Linked DNA regions of Mus musculus: region 2 is linked to region 1. Evidence: chromatin loops called from intact Hi-C (ENCODE). Cell type or tissue: heart. All regions are shown on one strand. Each heading gives the region's core, and the rest is flanking DNA. Links, peaks and the distances in the headings are about the cores only.

Region 1 (4,394 bases), core at 177-4,176:
TCTTCTGGGTATATGTCCAGGAGAGGATCTAGCAGTAGTACTATGTCTGAAGATAATTTTGGTTATTTCTCCTTATATTTTAAGGAAGGTTTCTCCCCCATTTTAAAAGTTTTCCACAATAAATCTTTAGTCCTTTTGAAATTAAGGTTTAAAACTAAATGGTTTTTAGTTTTAAGTTTTGCCTTGTTTTATTTGCTTTCTAAAAGAGTCAGAAGCCAGGACACAAGTTAAAAAACAAGCTATGTTAGGAGGGAATGACCAGGGCAAACTGGGTGTGCCAATCTGTTTGGGAATCCCACAGGGATCAAAGCCAGGGAAATGACATCTCTAGGTCCCTATCTTTTAAGGTGACCAGACTTTTTATGGAGTCCCAGACTTGTGGCACCCATCTTAAAGTGGCCTCTTTATGATGTTGGAGACCCAGCTGCAGGAGAAGCATCCTACTCTCTGGCTCTGAGTATATACTGGAGGCCACAAGCAGAGGGAAGAAAGATGAAATCCTGGTCCCTGTCCTTATGGTCAATGTAAGCAAGCTAGGCAGTCTTGACAAGATGACCTGCCACAGTGAGGGTCATTTTATAAACGTGGAACAAACAACACTCCACCTTTCAGCTCCTTTAAGGCAAGCAAAACACCAAAAATTAAATTAAATAGAATAAAAATATGGAGAAAGGGAAACGCAAAGCATCATGGGAAAAGCAAAACTCCCATCTCAAAGGCTGTTCCACTTTCTGCAGCCCCCTGCTACAGAGGAGCGCAATTGTTCATTGGGCACGGACCCAGGTTCCACACACCACACTCAGAATCAAGGAGTTCGTTTAACCAGCACTGAATAGATTACAGTTCCTCTGAAATCCCACATCCCTTTCTGCCAAGAAGCTGTTTTGCAAGCTGACACTCCCTTGATGTGAATCTGTAGCCCGCCCACTTCACTGAGAAAACAATTTTAGATCAACCCTGTTCTAGACACTTGCTCCCAAGGACAAGCTGGCAGAGATTGTGCGGGCTTCAACCTTTCTGAGCTCTTTGATGATCAGAAACGAGGAACAATACTAGAACAAGTGTTATTAATACAAATAGTCTCAACAATCTTCAAAGTGGATCCCGGGCTCCCTAGGAGGCAGGGCTCACTCAGAGCTGGCCTCTTTTGCCCTGACTCCTATTAGATGGCTAACTCCCAGAAGAAGAAAAAAAAAAAAAACAAATAGTCCTCAGAACAATGGAGGGAAGTGCTAAAAACCAAAGGTGAGGAAAGAAAAGGAAAAGGAAGTCGATAAACGGAAAAGAGAACCGAGGACTCAAAAACCAACTGCAGTTAGCATGAGCCTTGTTTGAAAACAAGAAAAGAATAAGGTTCTCTAGCAAAGCAGCCCTCGGAAAGAAACCCCCTTAATTCACTCTCCTAGAGTTAAGAACCCAGAAAGACCCCCAAGGCAGCTGGAGCCTCAGCCTTGGCTCCGCCCACAGCAGCCTCTGCACTGGGATCCTCCCGGAATCCCTACCCTAGGCATAGCTTCATGGCTCTAGGGTGTGGCAGGTGGGGCTTTCTGTTTCCAAACCTCCGAGTCATTTTCTTCTGGGTAAACAAACATCTCCTCTGGCTTTGCCAACCTCACCCTGCCAGAAAGTCATCGTGCTAAATTAGTAGTGTTTCAATCAAGTCTGTGACAAGCTGGTGACAGATTGGGAGAGGGTGAGTGAAGCAATCAGATGTTGTTATGGGAAAGAGGCAGAGGAGAGAAGAATAACAGGGGCTTAGCAAACATGCTTGTCCGAGTGGCCCGGCTACCAGCTGAACACAGAGAGTGTGGCGCCTGTTTGTGGTTGGAACAAGCGGCTTAGCCTTCCGAGCCGCTGCTGCTGTGGACCTGTTAAAGCTGGGTGGCCTCCATTTCGTTGTACTCTAAATAATACAAATTTCAATAAAACAAGTAAGAGGCTGGGTGATAGAGAACGCTTTTAGATCCAGCACCTCGGAGGCAGGGGCAGGTAGATCTCTGAGTTTATGGTCAGTCTGGCCTTACATATCAAGTTCTAGCTCAGCCAGGGCTACATAGTGAGACCCTGTCTCAAACAAAAAAGATAGAAAAAAAAAAGAAAAGAAAAGAAAAAAAAACTAAAACTAAAACAATTATGAGGAGCTTCCACAAAACTGGAAATAGTGTTGATGCTGCAAGAAGTGTTTCCTTGACTTTGGTTAGTTAGTTAGTTAGTTAGTTAGTTAGTTAGTTGAGTTGTTTGTTCATTTGTGAGTTGGTTGGTTGCTTTTTGGTTTTGGTTTCTCTGAGATCAGGTCTTCTGTGGCAAAGACTGGCTTTAAACTCTTAAGTGGCCAAGAATGACCTCGAACTTCTGATCCCCCTGCCTCTTGAGTGCTTTACTTTCACATGTGAGCCACGGTGGCCAGGTTTATGTGCTGCTGGGAATAGAACCCAGGGCTCCATCCATGTTAGGAAGTGCTCTACCAACTGAGCTTCGACCCCGCACTAGAAATGGAGTTTCCTATTGTTTCAACAAGTGTTACATTCTGCTCTAATTTGCCCTCACTTCAAGAACAAGAGAGTAAGACAGAGAGGTAGGAAGGGCAACTATCTGGCTCAGTAAATAAAAGAAGTTAATGGACAAACACGCACTGTGTATTTGTTTCTAAAGTCTCTGTAACGAAATGCAAATTAAAACAGGAAGAAACACTTGAGGCTGCGATGTATGTGTTTGGTGGAACCTAACTATTGAAAGATACAAGTTCTTATGGGTTTCCTATTTTAAAATTTTATTAACTTTATTTTATGTGTGAGTGTGTCTGTGGAGGGCATCCGAAGGTATTAGATTCCGTAGAACTAGAGTGAGCCACTGTGTGGGTGCTGGGAATCAAACCCAGGTCTTCTGAAAGTATAAAAGGTGCTCTTAACTGCAGAGCCATCTTTCTAACCCTTTCTCTTTAAATCTCTCATTCACCCAGCAAATACTGAACACTAGCTATGGTGTCAGGACACACTCATACCTTTAACATGTGCCTCTCTGGGTAGACCTTCATCAGAATCAAACTTTATCGGTGTGAAGTAAAAGTGATCTATATGTACTATATAAATACAGTCCATAAAGGGAAATTCAGAGCCAGATGGGCAATGTACCTTTCTGAGTGTCAAATAGTGGGTTTCTGGGAGAGTCTGAGTGAGGTCTGAATAAGAATGGCGAGGTAGGGTTAAACTGGAAGATATTTTGGAGACAAAAATGAACAGGCGTTGAAAACTGATTCAAAGTTTGACAAGGGAGGAATGGGATCAAGAATACCTGAAGTTTGAGGCTTCGGGTGTCAATCACTAAGCTGAAGAAAGATAGCATGAGGAGGTGGCCCCAAGGGGGAATAAAATATGTCAGGTGCTGTGGGCCCTTTCTGTAGAGCGGCTGGCATTGCTGTAGGCTCGCCAGTATCTCGTCCCTCTCCTTCCCAGTGCTTTTCCACATGCATGTGGCACGTCTATCTTCTTTGTCACCTGTCCGTGCCTTGCTGGCACCAAGCTAGGCTTTAAGAACCAACTCAGCACCGACCAACTTACAGCTGACTCCGCAGCAATGGGGTTTTCTGTGCATCTCTGTTTGAACTTTAAAGATGTTCCTGGGGAGTCTTCCAGCTTTTATTATTTCCTGGGAAATGTTTTCAAGCCCCGGGCAACAAGCAACACAGGACAGCGACCTTGAGAGATGAGAAATAAAGACAAAGCACTCTGATTCTTTTTCAGTTTGCTGCCTGAAGGGGGTTCCCAGCCCACCAGCCTCTCCCTTTGGAGAGAGAGGCAGAGCTTAGAGTTCAGACAGGAGAAAGGCAGCGCTGACAGAGGAAGGAGTTTCAGAGAGGTGCAGAGTGTTCCTGGAGTCTTCAGCCCAGTAGAGATTGGTGAGGAAGCACTGGAATAGATAGACCTGACTATTCACAAGGTTTATCACCTCAGGACCGGGGACCATGAGTCCCAAGCTAAAGCCATTCTGGTCCCACATAACAAAGTTTGAAAGGCTCAAATCATTTCCAAGTAAAGTAACTGTACCCAGAAATAATATTTAGAACATTCAACAATGTCCAAGACCAAGAAGAGAAAATTCAGAGTGTGGTGTCTAAACAGAAATTACATTAAAAAAAAAAAGAAGAAGAAGAAGAAGGCAAAACCCCACAATTAAAAGAAAGGTCAGTCAACTTGAACAACACTAGAAATGATAATAATAACAAAATTGGTGAGCAAGAACATAAAGAGGTTTTGTGTGGTGTTCTTTTGAGATATTATGTAGCATAGGCTAGCCTCAAACTTCTTATGGAGACAAGAATGATCTTGAACTTCTAATACCCCTGCCTCTACCTCCCAAGTTCTGTGTGTGGTTTCATATACCACCGGGCCGACTTT
Region 2 (4,394 bases), core at 240-4,239, 130 kb before region 1:
TTTGAGGAAATCTCTCTACTCAAGATCCCGAGGAGGACAACTCTACTCTTTCATCATCAAACAAGTGAGTGCATTTGGAGCTTTAGAGAATGTTCATCTTTCGCAGTTTGAGTGTGAACTGTCACCCACAGACTCATGGATTTGAACCCTTAGTTCCCAGATGACGGTGTTGTTTTGGAAGTTTGTTAAACCTTTGGGCAATAGAACCTCACTGGAAGAAGGACAACCCTGGGAGAGGGAGGCTCGAAGGCTTTGCAACCAACCCCATTTCCTGTTCAAGCTCAGCTTACTGACTCCAGATAGAATATGACCAGCAAGCAGCTTCCTGCTTCTATTGCCACGCTTTCTCCACCGTGGTGGACTCTGCTTCCTGAAACTGTGAGACAAAAATAAACCCTTCCTCCCTTAAGTTGCTTGTCAGCCAGGTATTTTGTCATAGAAACAAGAAAAGTAACAATTACTAATACACCGTCTCCACCTCTCTCTAGATGAGGACACAGTTCTTCCGGCTGTCACTATTCTTTCCACCTAACACTATCTTCATATGGACCACAGGGGAAGTACTAGAATGGGTCATGGCAGATGGTGGGGACTATTTCATTATTCAAAGTCTCCGGCTATGTTCGCCTTCACACCTAAGACACCCTCTGACCCTTAACCCATCCAGCAGATTCCTGAGCTTCATATTGCTAGTCAATAGTCTATCTTCAAAGGAGAAGACACAGATCTGTGTGAGTCTTTTGAACCCACTTCAATTATCTGTTCTTTTTCTGAGTAAGATTTCATTTGTGGGAGGAGAAGATAAGCCTGGGTTTTCAAGTGGCCCAAGTGGGAACTTACCAAAGATTAGCTTTCATCTGGACCGAAAACAGCACCTTCAATTTACTTAGCCTGTTTTGATAGCCAAAGCACTATTTCTGAGGTTGTCTTCATATTCTTATAAGTTAAGCAGGGCACAGAATTAGTTCCCCATTCAACAATTCAAGGTGGGGAAGAAAAATGCTACACCAAGATGAAGAAATTAGCATTTTCTATTTTGATAATTCTAATTTGATCATTTCAAATTTGCAAATAGTTGTAACGTGGTGAGAAGAAATTAATTTACTATAATTATTCAGGAGTATGGTCCAAATTTAGATAATTTAAATACTTCAAAATATTGTAAATTTGCCCTGACAGCCATGTGAAGTATTTAAAAAGGTAAGTATGTTAATTTATAACTGGAGTTAGAAATTGTTAGGGCTGGGCAATGACCAAGTTTGTAAACGTGACTAATTTTAACCCTTGCTCAGGAGTTAATTGATGATCAATGAACATGTAGAAGTATTACCCTTCCTCTCTGGTGGGTTCCATTTCTTCTCATTTTCCCTGTTTTCCTGTTCTGCACATTCCATCACCATCTCTATTCTATCTCTTCCTCAACTCTTCTGATCTGTTTCCTGACTCTGGCTTATTTCACTTAACATAATGACTTCGGCAGACGCCATGAGTTCAGTTTTTCTTCTGCTGAATGAAAACCTATTTTGTATACATACCAATTTTTTTTTTTTTTTTACCCATTCACAAGTTGATGGACATTTAGACCTGTTCCATCTCTTGGCTTTTGTGAAGGCGGCAGCTACAAATGCATGTGTAAATGTGTCTCTGTGCTGCACTATCTCCTTCAGTCTTGTACCCTCACGTGGTACAGCTGGATCATGCTGAAGTTCTCTTTGCTTTTTTAGGATCTTTCACACTGATTTCCAAGGTGGCTGTACCAGTTGACACTGCCATCATCGGTGAATAAGGGTCCTTTTCTCCCATATTCCTGCCATATTTGTTGTCATTTGTTTTCTACATTCTGACTGGGGTGAGATGGAACTTCAATGGAGTTTCAATCTACGTTTCCTGTCACAACAGCCAACTCTGCTTGAACACTGCTGGGAAAAGAGGCCTTAGGAGGCCTGACACACAAACCCTGGGGCTATCTGACTCCACAGATGCCTGAGCCTCAGTTCTGCCACAGCTGCTTCCTGAACTTGGAGAATAGGAAATACTTGGAAACATTAGTCACTTCCTAGGACATATGTGTCTATTTTTATAGGGAAAGAATCCACCAGTTTTATCTGCCTGTAAAAGGACTCACTTAAGGTTCATCATCCAGGATCAGACATTTGTCTATAATGTTCCATTATAATACTCTATACATAGCTTCTTGACTATTCCTCTACAGAGCAAGTTTATGTGAATTTAATCAATACATTATAATGACAATTCTCTTTTTTTTTTGTTTTGTTGTTGTTGCTGCTGCTGTTGTGACAGAGTCTCACTATATAGCCTTAGTTGACCTGAAAGTCTCTGCATAGACTAGGCTGGCCTTGAGATCTCTGCCTTTGCCTCTGCCTCTGCAAGTGTGATTGTTGAGATTAAAGACTTGTGCCACTACACCTGTCTCAAGACTACAATTTTTTTTTTTTACTGATGAATGTGATCAGTTCTTCCATTTTTAAATAATTTTTAATTGATCCAACCCTGGCCTAAACTTTCTTGGAACATCAGGGTTTTTCCCCATTGGCAAAAACATCCTGCTATTTTCATGGAATAACATATTCCATTAAAACTCTAGTAACTCCAGCCTGTTCTCCCTATTAGAGAATATGATAACTAATCTTGGTTATCAACTTGACTGCATCTGGAATTAACAAAACCACAAGTGGCTGGGCATATCTGTGAGGGATTTTTTTTCTTAATTAAATCATTTGAAGTGGAAAGATGCACCTTTATTCCAGATCTTTTGAGGTGAGAAGATCCACTACATCTTCTGCTGACAACGTATAAAAAGAAAATGGGTGTAGGGAGTTTTTGCTTTTTACTTGCTTGCTTGCTTTCATTATTAAGTCCATTCTTTCACTGGCATTAGAACCTACTTCCTTGGGATTCTGTTGTGTACTGAAGACCAGCTGAGATATGCAGCCTTGTGAACTGAACAACTATTAGATTCCTGGATCTCCATTGGTAGTTGGATGACATTGTTGTACTAGCTGGGCCACAGCCTTTAAGCCATTGTAATAAATCCTATATATGGGATTTTATGTTTTTATATTATTAATATATATATATATATATATTCTATTAGTTCTGTTCCTCTAGATACCCTGACTAATCCAGAGAATATGGATATTTTTAATGTCCTTATGGAGATCATCATGAAAACCCATTTGCTTTTCTTCCTTCCTCAAGTATAATCGTTAATTCTGCCCTCAAACCCCTTTTGTCTACTGAAAGAGAGAGATGCAAATAAACAACAGTGAGATGTCCTAAGTACTTTCATGGGTAGAAGACTGAGAACAGCATGGTGCTTAAGGACAGGTCCTCAGACCCTGGAACACACAAATTCCAATCCTGCCTCTGTCATTGTTGAGCCTCACAACCTCCCACATGTTACAGTATTTCTTCAGCTACCATGGAGACAAAGGAAGTGTGGGTTGTGTATGGCTTTTATAAGGATGGAATGAGACAGAGTCTGGAAGGTATTTTGACAACTCAGCACACTAAGAACCCCTAAAGTGGCAGGGTGCCCTCGGTCATCATACAGTAGCATCACCAAGCTCTAACGCCACACTAACAAGGGTGAGGAGGCTTTTGTGGAGAAGATACAAGACCAGTCCTTTCCCAATATAGAAGCTGAGGGTGGGTGCTCCTGGGAGAGGAAGTGAATAGCCAAAGTATTATGAATGAAAGCTCCCAGAGGGCAGCCTAAGCTTCCCACACAATCTTACTCAAGGCAAACTGACTAATTAGGATCATGGAGAGGTTGGAATGTTGCAGGTTCAGAGCTTAATTACAATTTATCTTGAGCTATCTTTACACCCCTTAGTAGCTAATTCTTACCCACCTACATATCTTATGACTAACAGATAAAATCCTTTTAAAAATTATTTTATTTTATGTGTATTTTTGGACATGAGTGTATGTACATATCGGGAACCATCTAGGAAAGGCTAAGCCTAGCAAGTGATTTTCTTGAGATAGCTTCATTGTGGAACTGTGATGAATGAGCCCTTGGAGGCAAGACCCAAGGAACTAAATCTCAGTGTATCATGGAGTTTTTACTACCCCGCTTTAAGCTCCAGGCGGATCACTCTTCTAGCCCCCTCCCCGGTTTCCTCAGATCCATGGATGAAACACACACACACACACACACACACACACACACACACACACACAATCTTATTTTTAATATGCTTTTTAGCTCAGTGGCCGGACACTTTTAAGCCTCCCTCGGCTAGCATGCTTTCTTTACTCCCAGATTAACAACTTTAAATCTGCCCTCAATTTAGTTGCTTAGTTACCTTTAGTCCTAGCTCAGTACCCTAAATCTGCCCTCAACTTGGTTAAAGGTCTAATCTCCAGCC

Evidence for each region. A loop is a pair of places that touch in the nucleus more often than their neighbours do. Peaks named below come from ENCODE experiments on the same cell type or tissue, not always from the same donor. Only the 100,000 strongest peaks of a DNase experiment are listed, where the experiment ranks them.
Region 2: a loop joins it to region 1, with 2.4 times the contacts of the local background. A loop is called at or near these places in 3 of 42 quality-filtered maps.

What each region holds. Positions count from the first base shown.
Region 1 is chr9:70,845,079-70,849,472 of GRCm38, reverse strand. The region is part of intron 1 of Lipc (lipase, hepatic); the gene reads left to right. Among named protein-coding and RNA genes, the nearest start is that of Gm32017, 67 kb to the left of the region's middle. In heart, for the core only: a CTCF peak has its summit at 1,833; DNase peaks (open chromatin) are centred at 975 and 1,592; H3K4me3 peaks cover 724 bases; H3K27ac peaks cover 2,662 bases.
Region 2 is chr9:70,975,207-70,979,600 of GRCm38, reverse strand. All of the region lies in intron 2 of Gm32074 (a long non-coding RNA gene), which reads left to right. Among named protein-coding and RNA genes, the nearest start is that of Gm32074, 2.9 kb to the left of the region's middle. In heart, for the core only: no CTCF peak of the experiment used is centred there; a DNase peak (open chromatin) is centred at 2,000.